2 separate regions of the Homo sapiens genome follow, and region 2 is linked to region 1. The links are chromatin contacts, found by Hi-C or POLR2A ChIA-PET in ENCODE. All regions are on one chromosome and are shown on one strand. The core of a region is the stretch at or near the end of the contact, and the rest is flanking DNA. Distances in the headings are between cores, read along the strand shown.

Region 1 (7,162 bases), core at 4,311-6,810:
TTGAGAAAGTAGTGATTCTTACATCTCTTTCACAAGCCGGCCAGGAATATTTGGTATGTTGCCATTTTTTCCCCCTTGATAAACTTAACCTTTTTTTAGGATACTCACCACCGTTCATTTAATTATACTTTATACTCAAATGTGAGCCCATTCTTCTGAGAAGGAACCACTGTCCTAAGCATTTACAGATTTCCCCAAGTCTCTATTTCAGGATGGATTGGTGTTTTGAGAGGGCTTGAAAAATAAAAGAGTCCTTAGAATTAAGCCCTCTTGCCCATTTTCCCTTGCTCTTCCCTAATACCTAATATTACAAGGAGCACTAAAGAAGTCACAGAGCGGGGAGCTTGGGGTGTAGAGAGCTGCTTCCTTCTTCCAGGCTGCTCAGTACTCTGCTGTAGGAATCTTTGAAGATTTGGGCACAGATATTAAGTATAAAAGTCAGGGAGATGGCAGCCACAATGGAAAAGTGGGGCTTTACATGATCAACTCCAGGGCTCAATATCCTGAAAGTTATAGTAACCAATCTAGTCCTGATTATTATGGGTTCAAATCATTTAGCAAGGGAAGTTGAAACCTATTTCTTGGATAGCCACAGTTTTCCAGTACACCCAAAATGAAAGAATAATTTCATTGATAAGCTTTGAGATAGTTTTACCAATAAATTTTTTCTCTCAACAAGTATTTATTGACTACCTACTGTGTGTCAGATACTATTCTAAGCACTGGGGATACAATGGTGAATAAAATAGATCAAAATTGCTGCCCTCATGGAGCTTACATTCTAAATAATACTATTAAGTAATAATCAGACATTTACACTGATAACCTTCTGCTGGGAAGATTTTTTCATCTGTTTTAAAAGGTCTGAACTGTGGCTCTTAGAAAAGGTAAACAAATGGCTGTCTTGGCCTGCAAGGGCAAGGTTTTCTAAGGGTGACCCAGGACAACTGCACCCAGTACTACGAAAGTAAATAACAGCCTCAACTGGAAATACAGAAAACTTCTCCTCACCAGCATCTACCCACATTGATAAGATGAGATAATAATGAATGAAAAAGCTTAAAGAAAACTATTTCCTAGTAATCATCACCAGAAAATATTTGTTTACAGATACCAGCTGTATATTCTTTCTTTATAGAAAGTATCCCTTAAAAACCAAATAGTTAAAAACTTCCTTCCTCATTGTGCAGCCTATATTTTGAGTTTTGATCTAGCTGACCATGTGTTTTTAAAAGCAAATTTCAAAAGACCCTTATTCTTAAAAATATTATCAAACCTAATATTTAACAAGTGTTGATATTCTTTTCTATTCTATCAAGTTATGGAGCCCTTTGGGAAGACTGTATCTCTAAGATACGTAAGCTGTTTTTTATTTTTATTTATTTATATATTTTGAGACAGAGTCTTGCTCTGTCGCCCAGGCTGGAGTGCAGTGGTGTGCTGTCAGCTCACTGCAACCTCTGCCTCCCGAGTTTAAGCAATTCTTGTGCCTCAGCCTCCCGAGAAGCTGGGACTACAGTCACGTGCCACCATGCCTGGCTACTTTTTGTATTTTTGGTGGAGAGAGATTATTGCCACGTTGACCAGGCTGGTCTCGAACTTCTGACCTCAAGTAATCCACCTTCCTCAGCCTCCCAAAGTGCTGGGATTATAGGCATAAGTCACCGTGCCTGGCCGGTAAGATGTTTGTTAACTGTCCTCACAGGAATGTTGAATTAACAATCAAATGTTTATAAACTTTTGTTTCTTGACTGAAAGATGTTGTATTACTACTGTCAATTAAGTTATAATTACTGAAGAAGTCACAGTGATAGCAACTAGCTTAATATTAGGCACTCAGGTTTTTAAAATTGAAGTGGGTTTCCACATGATGAGAAGCCCTGGCATTTCTCACTCTGTAGTTTATATCCTTAGGTATAAGTTAAGCATATCCAAATAAGCACTTATTTGCATCTCAGGACCTTTGTTCAGCAAATACTAATATATTCTACAATTCTAATTATAGAAAAAAGAAGAATTCGCAAAAACTTTACTGAAGAAGAAGTAAATTACCTTTTCAATGGAGTTAAGAAAATGGGAAATCACTGGAATTCAATTTTGTGGTCTTTCCCCTTTCAGCAAGGACGGAAGGCTGTGGACCTTGCTCACAAATACCACAAGCTGACCAAACACCCCACGTGTGCAGCTTCTTGATTGAAAGAAGACTGTCAGTTTTTAGTTTGGATTCTTAAAATACAGTGCCTTGAAAGATACATTTAAAGTATTTTTCTAAACTCTCATGAGAAGGAATGTGGAAATGAGGATACAGTTTTCATTAAACAGTTTTTGTGATGCTGAAACTCATCAAATTACAATGATTTATAAAGCAAATATATCATCAGTGTACAGATTAGTAAGAAAATTCCTTCATAAGATCAAACATTTGTTTAGGAATATGCTTTTATTTTTCCTTAAGCTTAAAGGACACAGAGAAAAGAATTAGCCTTTAAATGTTATTTGACATTATATTGCAATAAATACTATGTGGGACATTTGGATTTTAGTATTTTTATATGGTACAAAAGTCCCTCCCCAGAATTCAGAAAGAATAGTTCCCCAAGCTATTTAACTAAGGTTCCCATACACTAAATCAATATTTGACATTTTGTTAATTAAAATGTTTCCTTGGCTGTGGTGGTGGCCCATATTTGTAATCCTAGCACTTTGGGAGGCCAATGTGGGAGGATCACTTGAGGCAAGGAGTTTGAGACCAGCCTGGGCAACATAGTGAGACCCCTATCTTTACAAAAAAATTTAAAAATTAGCTGGATGTGGTGGCATGCCCCTGTGGTCCTAACTACTTGAGAGGCTGAAGTGGGAGGATCGCTTGAGCCCAGGAGTTCGAGGTTGTAGTTAGTTATGAGTGTTTCACTGTACTCTGGCCTGGACAAGAGCAAGACCCTATCTCTTAAAAAAGTTTCCTCTTCTATTGTTTATTGTAGTATCCTAGAGGAAAAAAAAAAAGTTTCTTCTTCTAAAGACTAATTATGCAGTTGCTTTGAATACTCCCACATCATATAGTCAGGTTCACTTCTTTTTGGTGTATGTTTATTTGCTTTAGCTTTTCAGAAATGTCTACACTTTCCCTTCTTCTCCCTCTGTATCTTTATCCTTCATACTGATGAGCCCTAGTTACTTCATGTTGCAGCAGAACGATGTCTTGTCCCCTTATGAGTTTAGTCACTGACCACTGGATACCTCTGTCTTTGCAAAATGTGTCCAGAAATGTCACCCTAAGAAATCCAGCCTGACTGGCATGGGGGGCTAGCTTCTTTGTTAGCATCAGTGAGGTTTTATGGGTTCTACCCTAAGATGTTTCTTGGCATTCTACATGACCAACTCTTAGATTATAGTTAATACAGTAATGACGTTTAGATTATCATTTTTATTTCAAATAATTTCCTATCCTATTCCTATGCATTTTTAAATTAAATTTTACTTTATTTGACAGTCTTACTCTGTCGCCCAGGCTAGAGTGCAGTGGTGTGATCTCAACTCCCTGCAGCCTCTGTCTCCTGGGTTCAAGCAATTATCGTGCTTCAGCCTCCCAGGCAGCTGGGATTACAGGCGGATGCCACCATTCCTGGCTAATTTTTTTTTTTTTTTTTTGTATTTTTAGTAGAGACGGGGTTTGGCCATGTTGGACAGGCTGGTCTGGAACTCCTGACCTCAAGTGATCCGCCAGCCTCGGCCTCCCAAAGTGCCGGGATTACAGGTGTGAGCCACCGTACCTGGCCTTCCTATGCTTTTTTGTTAAACTCTTCCACAGGACTTTAATAGTTCCTGCTAAATTTCAACTTGTTAGATTTAGTCTCTGCTCAGTTTGTCATGCAGTAGATAAGGCAACCCTTCCTGCTTCAGGTCATCCACAACTTCCATGACTGCTGCTGTATTCTTATCCAAGTCACTGATGGCACCCTGAATTGGCTGGCCAGGGCAGGAGGTTTGGGCAGGCCCCTAGCAGCCTCATCTGCTGGTCCCTCCTCTTCATCAGCCACCTCTGGGCTAGTCTTTAATAAGCCTCAGTGCTATCATCCAGCATTGATTTCACTTTCGCATCTAAGATGTGAATTGTCAAATGCCCTGTTGAAATCTGCATTTGCTGTATCTGCAGCATCCGCCTACCTGGTACTCCTGCAAAAAAGAAAGATACTGTGTAAATCTGGTATTCTCTTTTCCTTTAGTGTTTAATCACAAAATTTCACTTAGTGCTGATTAAGCTCACTGGCCTGTAATTTTCATCTCCATCTTCTGTCCTGTGAAAATTCAGCACTGCTTGCCCTTTTAGGACTTCTGGCACTTTGCCTGATTTTCCCAGATTTCCAAGGGAGGAACTCAGTGGGTTTTCACTCTCGTCTTGTTTAAACCTTACATCCAGTTTGGCAGATGATATGCCCATTTGTTTTATCCCGTAATTCATGCCGCCAGATTTTTTGGCATCAGGATCACAATCCTACTCATCTGAAACCTACTTAGGTGGTGCTTTTCTGCCACATTCCACTTCCTTGTGATATTTAGAAATGTCTTGTTAGCCTGTTTCCATAGAGAATGGCAAGAGCCCTCAAGTAGAGGCCACACCTAAAATTAAGCTTGATAATGGAATGTATGTTTTTCCTTCGGTTACTCTCCGCTCTTTCCCTTTTCCATCCCCTTTCCTTTTATTTTTCTCCCCGCTCTGCACCTGCCAGCTGGCCCCCAAGGAAATTAAGGGCTCCTCTTCTGGTGTGAAATGCTGGCTCCCTGAAAACATCATTTTAAAAAGCATGTTAATAAAGCAAAGCCAAGTGTATTATGCACTGCGGTCAAGAGCACTACTTCACAGTCTTTAGTCTTCGGAGGAGGAGGGGGAAATGCAGGATATTTATGAGGATTCTGGGGTCTTCCTTAAGGCTAGTCTTTCAATGCAGGGCTTGAGTAGGGTTAGGCCAAGTTCATGATATAATGGTCCAAGGTTGGGGAATAAATTAGAAGTACCGAATGTTATCTTCTAGCCTTGGGTCCTTGGGTGGGTTTCTTAAATTTTTTGAGCTTCAGGTTCCTCATCTGTGAAAGGGTTAGATAAGATTCAGTGAGATAATGTGTGACTCTGGCACATGGTGAGCTCTAGATAAATGGCGCTTTTGTGTCCATCAGTCTCATTCCCAAAGCCTAGGCTTTCGGGTCGGTCATCCGGCTGCCCGACCCGCGACGGCGCAGGGGAATCGGCGAGCGTGGCGGGGTGCTGCGCTGCGCCCCTCAGCCGGCAGAGGCCGCCAGCGCGCCCTCGGTCCGGACGGTGCCCGCCCCTGCCACCGCCTCCCCGCGCATGGCTGCCCCGGCGGCTGCCTGACCGCCGCCCGCCACCTCGGCGGCCTCGCAACCCGTGGGAGCCCGTGGCCATCGCAGACCTAGAGGACACGTTGGGCGGCGCAGTCGCCGCGGCAAGGTCGGCGGGCGGCGCGGCGCGAGGGACGGCGAGCGGGGGGCGGCCCGGCCCGGGTCCTCGCGGGTCCTCGGCGGGCCCGGGGGAGGGCCCTCTTTGTGGCTGCAGTTGGCAAGATGGCGCCGGTGGGGGTGGAGAAGAAGCTGCTGCTAGGTCCCAACGGGCCCGCGGTGGCGGCCGCCGGCGACCTGACCAGTGAGGAGGAGGAAGGCCAGAGCCTATGGTGAGGCCGCGGGCGGTCGGGCCGGGCCGTGGGGGGCGCGGCCTCTGGGCCGGACCGTCGGACACACTGAGGGGCCGACGCGAGCCGGGCCATCCCAGCCCGGCCCGGGGCTGACCACTCTTGCCATTGTCGCCACAGGTCCTCCATTCTGAGCGAAGTGTCCACCCGCGCCAGGTCCAAGCTGCCGTCCGGCAAGAACATCCTGGTCTTCGGTGAGCGCCGGCGGCGGGGCGTTGCCCCAGGTCGCTGGGGTGGGCGAGGCGGGCGCCCCTCCCTCAGGTCCCCGCCTTCCCCGTTCCAGCCGCCTGCCCGCAGCCTGGCGGGAAAGGGACCGTCGGCCCTGGCCGGTCAGCTGGAGAGTGGTCAAGCCTCCAGCGCCTGAGGGTGGGATGCTGCCCTCTTTGGAGAGCGTAGTGGTGCTTTGGGGTTGTCGGCATATTGTTTCAGTCACTTGGCCCTCTATGCCTTCATTGCCTCGACGGTTACCAAATTGAGGTCGTGGAGAGGGGAAGCTAGTAGATGAGATTAGGTGGAGAAGGTGGGAGAACGAGGTGACCTGGGCTCGGAGCTGTGGGGAAATGACCACGGGAGCCTTCTTTGAGCCTCATCAGTAGTGCATAGTCCGAGGTTTTAGGGACTTTGCAGAGGACAGAGAGTCAGCACTGGGGACGTTTCCTCCATTATGCTAGCCCTCACTGCTAGGTTACCTGAGTCAGGTCCCTTACTCCCTCTGGCCTCACTCTCCTCAAGTGAGGGAGTTTGGGTACATTCACACAGCAAGTCCATTTGTTGCTTGGGACCTGTGGGCTGGGCACAGGCTCAGCATAGGCGACTCTTAAACACTATAGAAGAATCTCAGTCTGGTGGAAGACAGATGTATTGGTGATTGCATTGCACCATGCCGATTATTGTGGAAGCATTACACTGCTTAGAGCTGGTGAAGGAGGATGATTCGGGGGTTGAGTATTTTGCAGAAAAGTGTCAGTATGCAGGGACACAGATGACAAGAGGGTGTGGGGTTTGGAAACTGCTAGAAGCGCCTTGTGGTTGGTGGCTGCTAAGGTAAGTTGGGGGCAGATTGTGGGAAGGCTGAAGAGTTAGTGCTGTTTCCTGAAGTTCTCTGATTTTTCAAATGGCTTTTATCTCACCTCCATCCCCCAATTCCCATGGGAATCACTGCCTTGGTAGTTTTCCTACTGTTAGAATGTGTGACCTTTCTCAGGAATTGACTGTGGTAGGTAATACCGGACCCTTAGAGATCTTCAAGAAGTGGGGGATCAAGATCACCAGATCTGAGTTTTAGAAAGAACGCTGCCTGCAGAGGGACAGTAGCTCAAAATGAGCAGGTACTGAAGTCAGGCTGACAGGTCCTCACCTTGGTCTGGATGCAGAGGGCCTGAATAAGGTAGAGGCATTGGAGATGGAGAGGAGGTCTTTGATCTGTGGACTGACTGCCTTTCAATTCTCATGTTCTGTAA
Region 2 (6,684 bases), core at 2,892-5,391, 200 kb before region 1:
GTCATGTATACAACAGAAAAAGTAGCATAAGAATGTGTTCAGAATAAGCACTACAAATCAGTGTCTCTCAAATAAACGAAGAGATCTTTAAGTCATTCATAGTAAGAGAAATGCACATTGAATTCTCACTGTGATGTCAACCACTCATTTTGTGGTATCCCAACAAGCAAGATAATCAGACGTTACATATTTTCTATCAGAAGTATGCAGCACCACATGTGAAGTGGTCCTCCAAAAAACAAAACAAAATAAAACCTAAAACCCAAATCTGATTATGCCTCTAGAATATAAATACAAGTTTACACAGTAGACAGGGGATAGAAGAACTGTTAAAAGACACCACCCGGATGCAATCAGCAAAACCTAAATGGTGGGATCCTCTCCAGAACAAATAAACTGGTTTCTTCCACATGCAACAAAATTTAGAAAGAAAATTAAAGAGAGGCAGATGGTAAATCTGAAGACTGAAAGAGATTCAAGAAACACATAAAAATGACAGATAATAATAAGTGTTGGTAAGGATATGGAAAACTTGGAACTTTCATACATTGCCAGGGGAAAGGAAAATGGTGCAGCTGCTTTGGAAAACAGTCTGGCAGTTTTTCAGGGGATTAAACATGGAGTTGCCATATGACTCAGCAATTCCACTCCTAACTATAAAGCCAAGACAATTGGTGGGGCATGGAGGCTCACGCCTGTAATCCAAGCACTTTAAGAAGTCAAGGTGGGTGGATCACCTGAGGTCAGGAGTTTGAAACCAGCCTGGCTGACATGGTGAAACCCTATCTCTACTAAAAATACAAAACTTAGCCAGGCGTGGTGGCATGTGCCTGTAATTCTAGCTACTTGGGAGCTGAGGCATGAGGATCCCTTGAACCCAAGAGGCAGAGGTTGCAGTGAGCCTGGGCAACAGAGTGAGACTCCATCTCAAAAAAAAAAAAAAAAGAGAAAAAAGAAATATCTACTTATTTGCAAAGTATGAACGTTATTTGAATCCTGATTTAAAAAAAAACTTGTATTAATACAAGTATCATTTATAAATACTAAAGAACACGACCATATATTTGATTAAATTGAGAACATATTATGTTGTGGAAATACACACATACATATATATGTTCCTTTTCTTTAGTAGGACATGATGAAAACTTTACAGATGATATGATGTCTGGGATTTGTTTCAAATAATGATGCAAGAGAGAGGTGGCCATCCGGAAAACACCAGGTTATATTCAACCTGAGAAAGCTGATTTAAAACAGAAACAAAAACAAGATCTTTGTTATTGCTGAAGACGGACAATGGGTATGTTGGATTTCTTATACTACTGTTTCTACCTCAGACTTGGCTCATCCTTTGGTGCTGTGCAGCCCTTGAGCAGGCTTGACCCTCTCTGTGCCTCAGGGAGGTTCACCTGCTGTTCTTATTCCCACCAGCTCCCACCTGCCTGGCACTTTCCCTTTTGGAACCTCAGGTTCTGCTTCTGTAGGATTTGGGAAATCTGAGCCCAGTTTCATAATAAAAAGTCAGAAAACAGGTCAGTCGCAGTGGGTGACTTTGGTAATCCTAGCACTTTGGGAGGCCGAGGTGGGTGGATCACTTGAGGTTAGGAGTTCGAGACCAGCCTAGCCAACATGGTGAAAGCCTGTCTCTACCAAAATATATAATATATTTGTCAGACACACATATGTTTATAATATAATATAATATACATCTAAATATTGGACTCCGTCTGTTGCCCAGGCTGGAGTGCAGTGGTGTGATTGCAGCTCACTGCAGCCCCCACCTCCTGGGCTTGAGATCCCCCCATCTCAACTTCCCAAGTACTTGGGAACACAGTTGTGTGCCACCATGCCTGAGAGTCCTTTTTTTTTTTTTTTTTTTTTTTTTGGTAGAGACAAGTCTTGTTGCCCAAGCTGGTCTCTAACTCCTAGCCTCATGTGATCCTCCCATCTCTGCCTCACACAGTGCTGGGATAACAGGTGTGAGCCACTGTGTCTGGCCCAAAATATTTCAAAAGGTAGCCATCTGTGAGGCCAGGCAGATCTTCCTGCTGGGCTCCTGGTGAATTCTAGAATGTGATCAAGGGCAGGCATGGGAGGAAGCCCTGCAGGAGTGCACCATGGGGCGAATATGGACTCCACCTGGGCAGATTAAATTGGGAAAGGGTCGGGAGAGGCAGTCAGATCATACACTTAGGAGAGTTTCAGGTGAGAGGACCAAAGGCCAAAACACTCCCGGAGCTTCGAAAAGGGCCTGGAGAAGCCTGGCAGGCACACAGAGCCTTCACCTTTGCCCTGGAAGCCAAGTTGTGCCCTTGCCCAGGATGAGGTAAATGGCGTGAGGGACACCACGAGCTCTTTGGCTCTTGTTTCTGGAGACAGATTTTTGTTTTTTCACCCAGGCTGGAGTGCAATAGTGTGATGAAGGCTCACTGCAGCCTCAACCTCCCCTACTAAAGTGATCTCCCACCTCAGCCTCCCAAGAAGCTGGGACTAGAGGTCACAGGCCACCACAGCCCATTAATTTCTTTTAATTATTTTGTACACTCTGAGTCTATGTTGCCCAGGCTGGCCTCCAACTCCTGGGATCAAGCGATTCTCCCCCTTGGCCTTCCAAAATGCTGGGATTAAAGGAGTGAGCCAATCGCACCCAGCCACTGCGGCCTCTTAGATCTGCTTTAGGATTTGGAGCCTGGGGGCTTCTGTTCCCCAAGGACCACTAACCTTGTCTGAGGCCCCTTTGGAGGGCTCAGCGCGCCCCCTTGGCCAAGGACGCCACACATTGAGAGCCAGCTGCTGCCAGAAGCTATTACTGTTATTACCGGCCGGCAGCACAGGCTACAGCCACAATCGTAAGAGGGAAATGGACTGAATCCCCACACCCCAATCCCTCACTCACTCCGACCCGAGGCTGTCTACCCGGCCTGGCATGTCCCGGCGCTCCTGGGGCCCCTGTACTCCGCTGGTTCCTCGCTGTGGTGTCCCGCAGCCCGACCATTTCTGTGCTTCTAGGAGCCCACCCTGGGCGGCAGGGAGGCGTTGCGTGGGGCTCACGAGTTCCACGCTGTCATCTCCACCAGCTCCTACCTCCCAGGCGCCTGCCCTCCCGCACTGTCAGGTTCTGCCTCCGCAGCATTTGGCAGATCTGAGCCCGGTCCCTGTCACCCCTCCGCGGGAGCCTCATAGTGACCCTGGAGGAGAAGCAGCAGGAGCCCACAGGCCACCGCGCTCGGCCGCGCGTGAAGTCTGTGCAGCCGCATGGTCGGCTCGCTGGTCTCGGTTCTCTGCCGACGGACACGCTGCTGTTCACCCAGAGGCTGCCCCGGGTCGGTCCAGCCGTGGATCCAGTGCCTTGCCCAGCCTCGGAGTTTGGACTGGGCAGGGAGTCGGCGGGGTGCGCTGACTTGGGCCGGGAAAGGTGGGTTGGTAGGAGAGCAGGACTGAACAGTCATAGGTGGGTGGGGATCTAGTGGTAGGCAGGCCCGGGCACGGCCACTTCCCTTCTGCCCGGGCCCCTTTGGCATCCTCAGAAGGGGCTGCGCGGCTTCTGTAGTCCTCCGCGATCCAGAGAATCCTCTCCTCAAACCTGTCGTTGTCCACAGGCCCGATGAGCGCGCTGGGGGATCGATAGGAGGGGGCAATAAACTAGAATTGGAGATCCCAAGAGGGCTTCTCTGAGGAGGTGCACGTTCAGGATCCCCACAGTTGGAGAAATGGGAAGGAACTTGATCGGGGTGAAGGAACCGCTTGAGCAAAGGCAGGGAGGCGTGACGGCGCCCTTCATTCTGGAAGCTCCTCCTTGCTTTCAGGACTCAGTTTCCTGGGTTCCCCTTCACGGCCCCTCATCTCCTTACAGTCCAGGGTCTGAGGGTCTCCGCGGTCCCCTCCCTACTCAGTCACGCCATTCTTTTGAAACGTACACGTGACCGCGGCACTTCTTAAGGAGCGCCCCCCTTTTCCTCGGTGGCTTTCAGTTTCCTCACCTCCCGCGGAGACCAGGGCCATGGTCATTTATCCTCTTGACGAACATTTCACGAGCGCCTGCCGCTCCGAGCGATGGGGACCCGGCACTCCCAGGCCTCTGTTGCAGCAGGGGAGGCAGGCGCGTCACCTGGAGGTCCCGAGACACTGGGAGCCCTGCCAGGCCAGAGGCGACCAACTGGTCTGGGAACGGGAGTGTACTATGGTCCTGTAACTATGGGCCTTACAGTGTCTGAAGCCCGGAGGTGGAGGCTGCAGTGATCTGTGATTGCACTACTGCATTCTAGCCTGGGTGACAGGACTAGACCTTGTCTCAAAAAAAAAAGGGGGAGCAGGGGGTAAATTGTAAGTTATTTCACAATAAAGCTGTTAAAAAAAGAACTATTAAGTCTAAACAGTAATCCTGGGAACTGACTTTGGGAAGGTATATTGTACATCTGCAGAACTGAAAAACATACAGAGGCATGCATGCAGCTGGTGCACAATAAACGCTTTCAGAATGTAGTGGGAACATTATGCACCAATCAGTGTTCATTGAAAGGAAAGTCTCCTCCCTCTCTCAAGTTCAAGTCATTCCAGGCTTAATATTATCCTTGTCTGCCACCTGGTGGCCAAAATGGGCAATGTGGGTGTCCTGGTCTTTCACCCCAAACTTCAAAAGGCTCTGTAATTGGACTTACGGGCCCTGGCTGGAAAGAAGGGAGACTTTCCCCATGGAAAACGGGTGCCCTGAGAGGCAAGTTGATCAGCAGTAGGGGCATAAGGGGATTATTAGGGTTTATGGGACAGAAATATAGCCTCTTAATGACAGAGAGAATATACTTTGGTGAAACCAAGAGGCCGATTGAACACAATTGGCCACCTTTGCACACTGAGATAAAATATGAGGTTTTTTGCAGAGCGGGGAAGGAGAAAAGTCTAGGGACAACAATGAGGTAAGTAGGAAAAGTAATCGTGTGGACACACATGGTGAATTTGGGGATGCTCAGGGGGTTGAAAGGTTGGCAGGGAAATTCTGAAACGTGAGAGGACATTTCCCTGGATGGAGAGGCCCCTGGTAGCCAGCGGACAGGAATCTCTTAGCAGGTGTGCTAATATCCTGTGAGTATGGGCCTTACAGTGTCTGTAGAACCACTGAGAAGAAGAGCAACCTTCAGGAGACGGGCGACTGAGGAAGCAGCTTGGCTTTCCTGGCCACTGTGCAGGAGGCCCAGGCTCAGGGGCCTATGGACAAGCCCGGTCTGGCTTCTGACAAAAGTGGGGTTAGGCACCTCTGCAGGACATCGATAGTTGGGTGGGTGGCTTGTTTTATTTTTTATTTTTGAGATAATGTCTCGTGCTGTCGCCCAGGCTGGAGTATAGTGCTGTGATCTCAGCTCACTGCAACCTCTGCCTCCCAGGTTCAAGTGATTCTCTTACCTTAGCCTCCTGAGTAGCTGGGATTACAGACACCTGCCACCACACCCGTCTAATTTTTGTATTTTAGTAGAGATGGGGTTTCACTATGTTGGCCAGGCTGGTCTTGAACTCCTGACCTCAGGTCATACCCCACCTTGGCCTCCCAAAGTGCTGGGATTACAGGTGTGAGCCACCGCACCTGGCCTGAGGTTGCCATCTATTAACCAGAGAACAAGTCCTTGCCAGACACCAAATCTGCTGGCACCTTGATCCTCGATGTCCAAGCCTCGAGAACTGTAAGCAATACATTTCTGTCATTATAAGGCACCCAGTTTATAATATTAACCTGTAGTATTTTAAGTTTTATATCAGTATTGGAAGCCCTATTTTTTTGAGGCAGGGTCTTGCTGTGTTGCCCAGGCTGGAGTGTAGTGGTGCAATCACGACTCACTGCAGCTCTGACCTCCCAGGCTCAAGTGATCTGCCCGCCTCAGCCTCCTGAGTAACTGAGACTATAGGTGTGTGCCACCACATCCAAATAATTTTTCTATTTTTTTGTAGAGATGACATTTCTCCATGCTGCCTAGGCTGGTCTGGAACTCCTGGGCTCAAGTTCAGGAGTCCCACCTCGGCCTCCAATAGTGCTGGGATTACAGGCATGAGCCACTGCACCCGGCCTAACCGGTAATATTTATTTATTTGTTTATTTATTTATTTACTTATTTTTGAGGTAGGGTCTCTGTCGCCCAGACTGGAGTGCAGTGGTGCAATCTCAGCTCACTGCAACTTCTACCTCCTGGGTTCATGTTATACTCGTGTCTCAGCCTCCCGAGTAGCTGATATTCTAGGTGTGCACCACAGAGCCTGGCTAATTTTTGTCTTTTTAGTAGAGACAGCGTTTCACCATGTTGGCCAGGCTGGTCTCAAACTCCTGGGGTCAAGTGATCCACCCACCTCGGCCTCCCAAAGTGTTGTGATGATGGGTGTGGGCCACTGCACCGGGTCTAATCGGTAGTATTTTTGCTATAGCAACTGAATGGACTAAAACACTAGGAATTCCAGTAACCAGGTTTCCTATTGGCCACTCACAGATTTTTTTTGTTTTTTGTTTTTGTTTCTTTGTTTGTTTGTTTGAGACTGAGTCTCGTCCTGTGGCCCAGGCAGGAGTGCCGTGGTGCAATCTCATCTCACTGCAACCTCTGCCTCCCGGGTTCAAGGGATTCTCCTGCCTCAGCCTCCCTAGTAGCTGGGACTACAGGCGTGTGCCACTGCACCAGGCTAATTTTTTGTACTTTTAGTAGAGAC

Evidence for each region. Hi-C counts contacts between places; a loop is a spot of excess contacts on that map. ChIA-PET counts read pairs that join two places held with the same protein, here RNA polymerase II (POLR2A). Pooled maps may share reads with other maps.
Region 2: a loop to region 1 is called in a pooled map, with 3 times the contacts of the local background. The contact joins the enhancer-like site here to the promoter of DYNC1LI2 in region 1. A Hi-C loop is called at or near these places in 2 of 168 maps with a recorded cell type or tissue (CD4-positive, alpha-beta T cell and naive thymus-derived CD4-positive, alpha-beta T cell) and 9 of 50 pooled maps. POLR2A ChIA-PET finds 5 or more read pairs at or near these places in 2 of 52 experiments (PC-9 and WTC11).

What each region holds. Positions count from the first base shown.
Region 1 is chr16:66,750,007-66,757,168 of GRCh38, reverse strand. It overlaps DYNC1LI2 (dynein cytoplasmic 1 light intermediate chain 2), which reads left to right and starts at 5,560. Exons shown (of 13, transcript NM_006141.3): 1 at 5,560-5,684; 2 at 5,823-5,896. The coding sequence starts at 5,578. DYNC1LI2-DT (DYNC1LI2 divergent transcript) reads right to left here and starts at 5,417. Exons shown (of 2, transcript NR_133569.1): 1 at 4,269-5,417; 2 at 2,426-4,173. TERB1 (telomere repeat binding bouquet formation protein 1) reads left to right here. Exons shown (of 19, transcript NM_001136505.2): 19 at 2,006-2,529. The coding sequence ends at 2,193. RefSeq lists an enhancer at 5,204-5,919 and a silencer at 5,133-5,932.
Region 2 is chr16:66,945,260-66,951,943 of GRCh38, reverse strand. It overlaps LOC107984881 (a long non-coding RNA gene), which reads left to right. Exons shown (of 4, transcript XR_007065090.1): 3 at 1,133-1,303; 4 at 3,013-3,064. Among named protein-coding and RNA genes, the nearest start is that of CES3, 13 kb to the left of the region's middle. RefSeq lists silencers at 92-292, 292-492, 1,338-1,387. Within about 2 kb of position 4,141, at least 7 of the 41 ENCODE cell types and tissues checked have a DNase peak (open chromatin) inside an H3K27ac peak, as active enhancers do.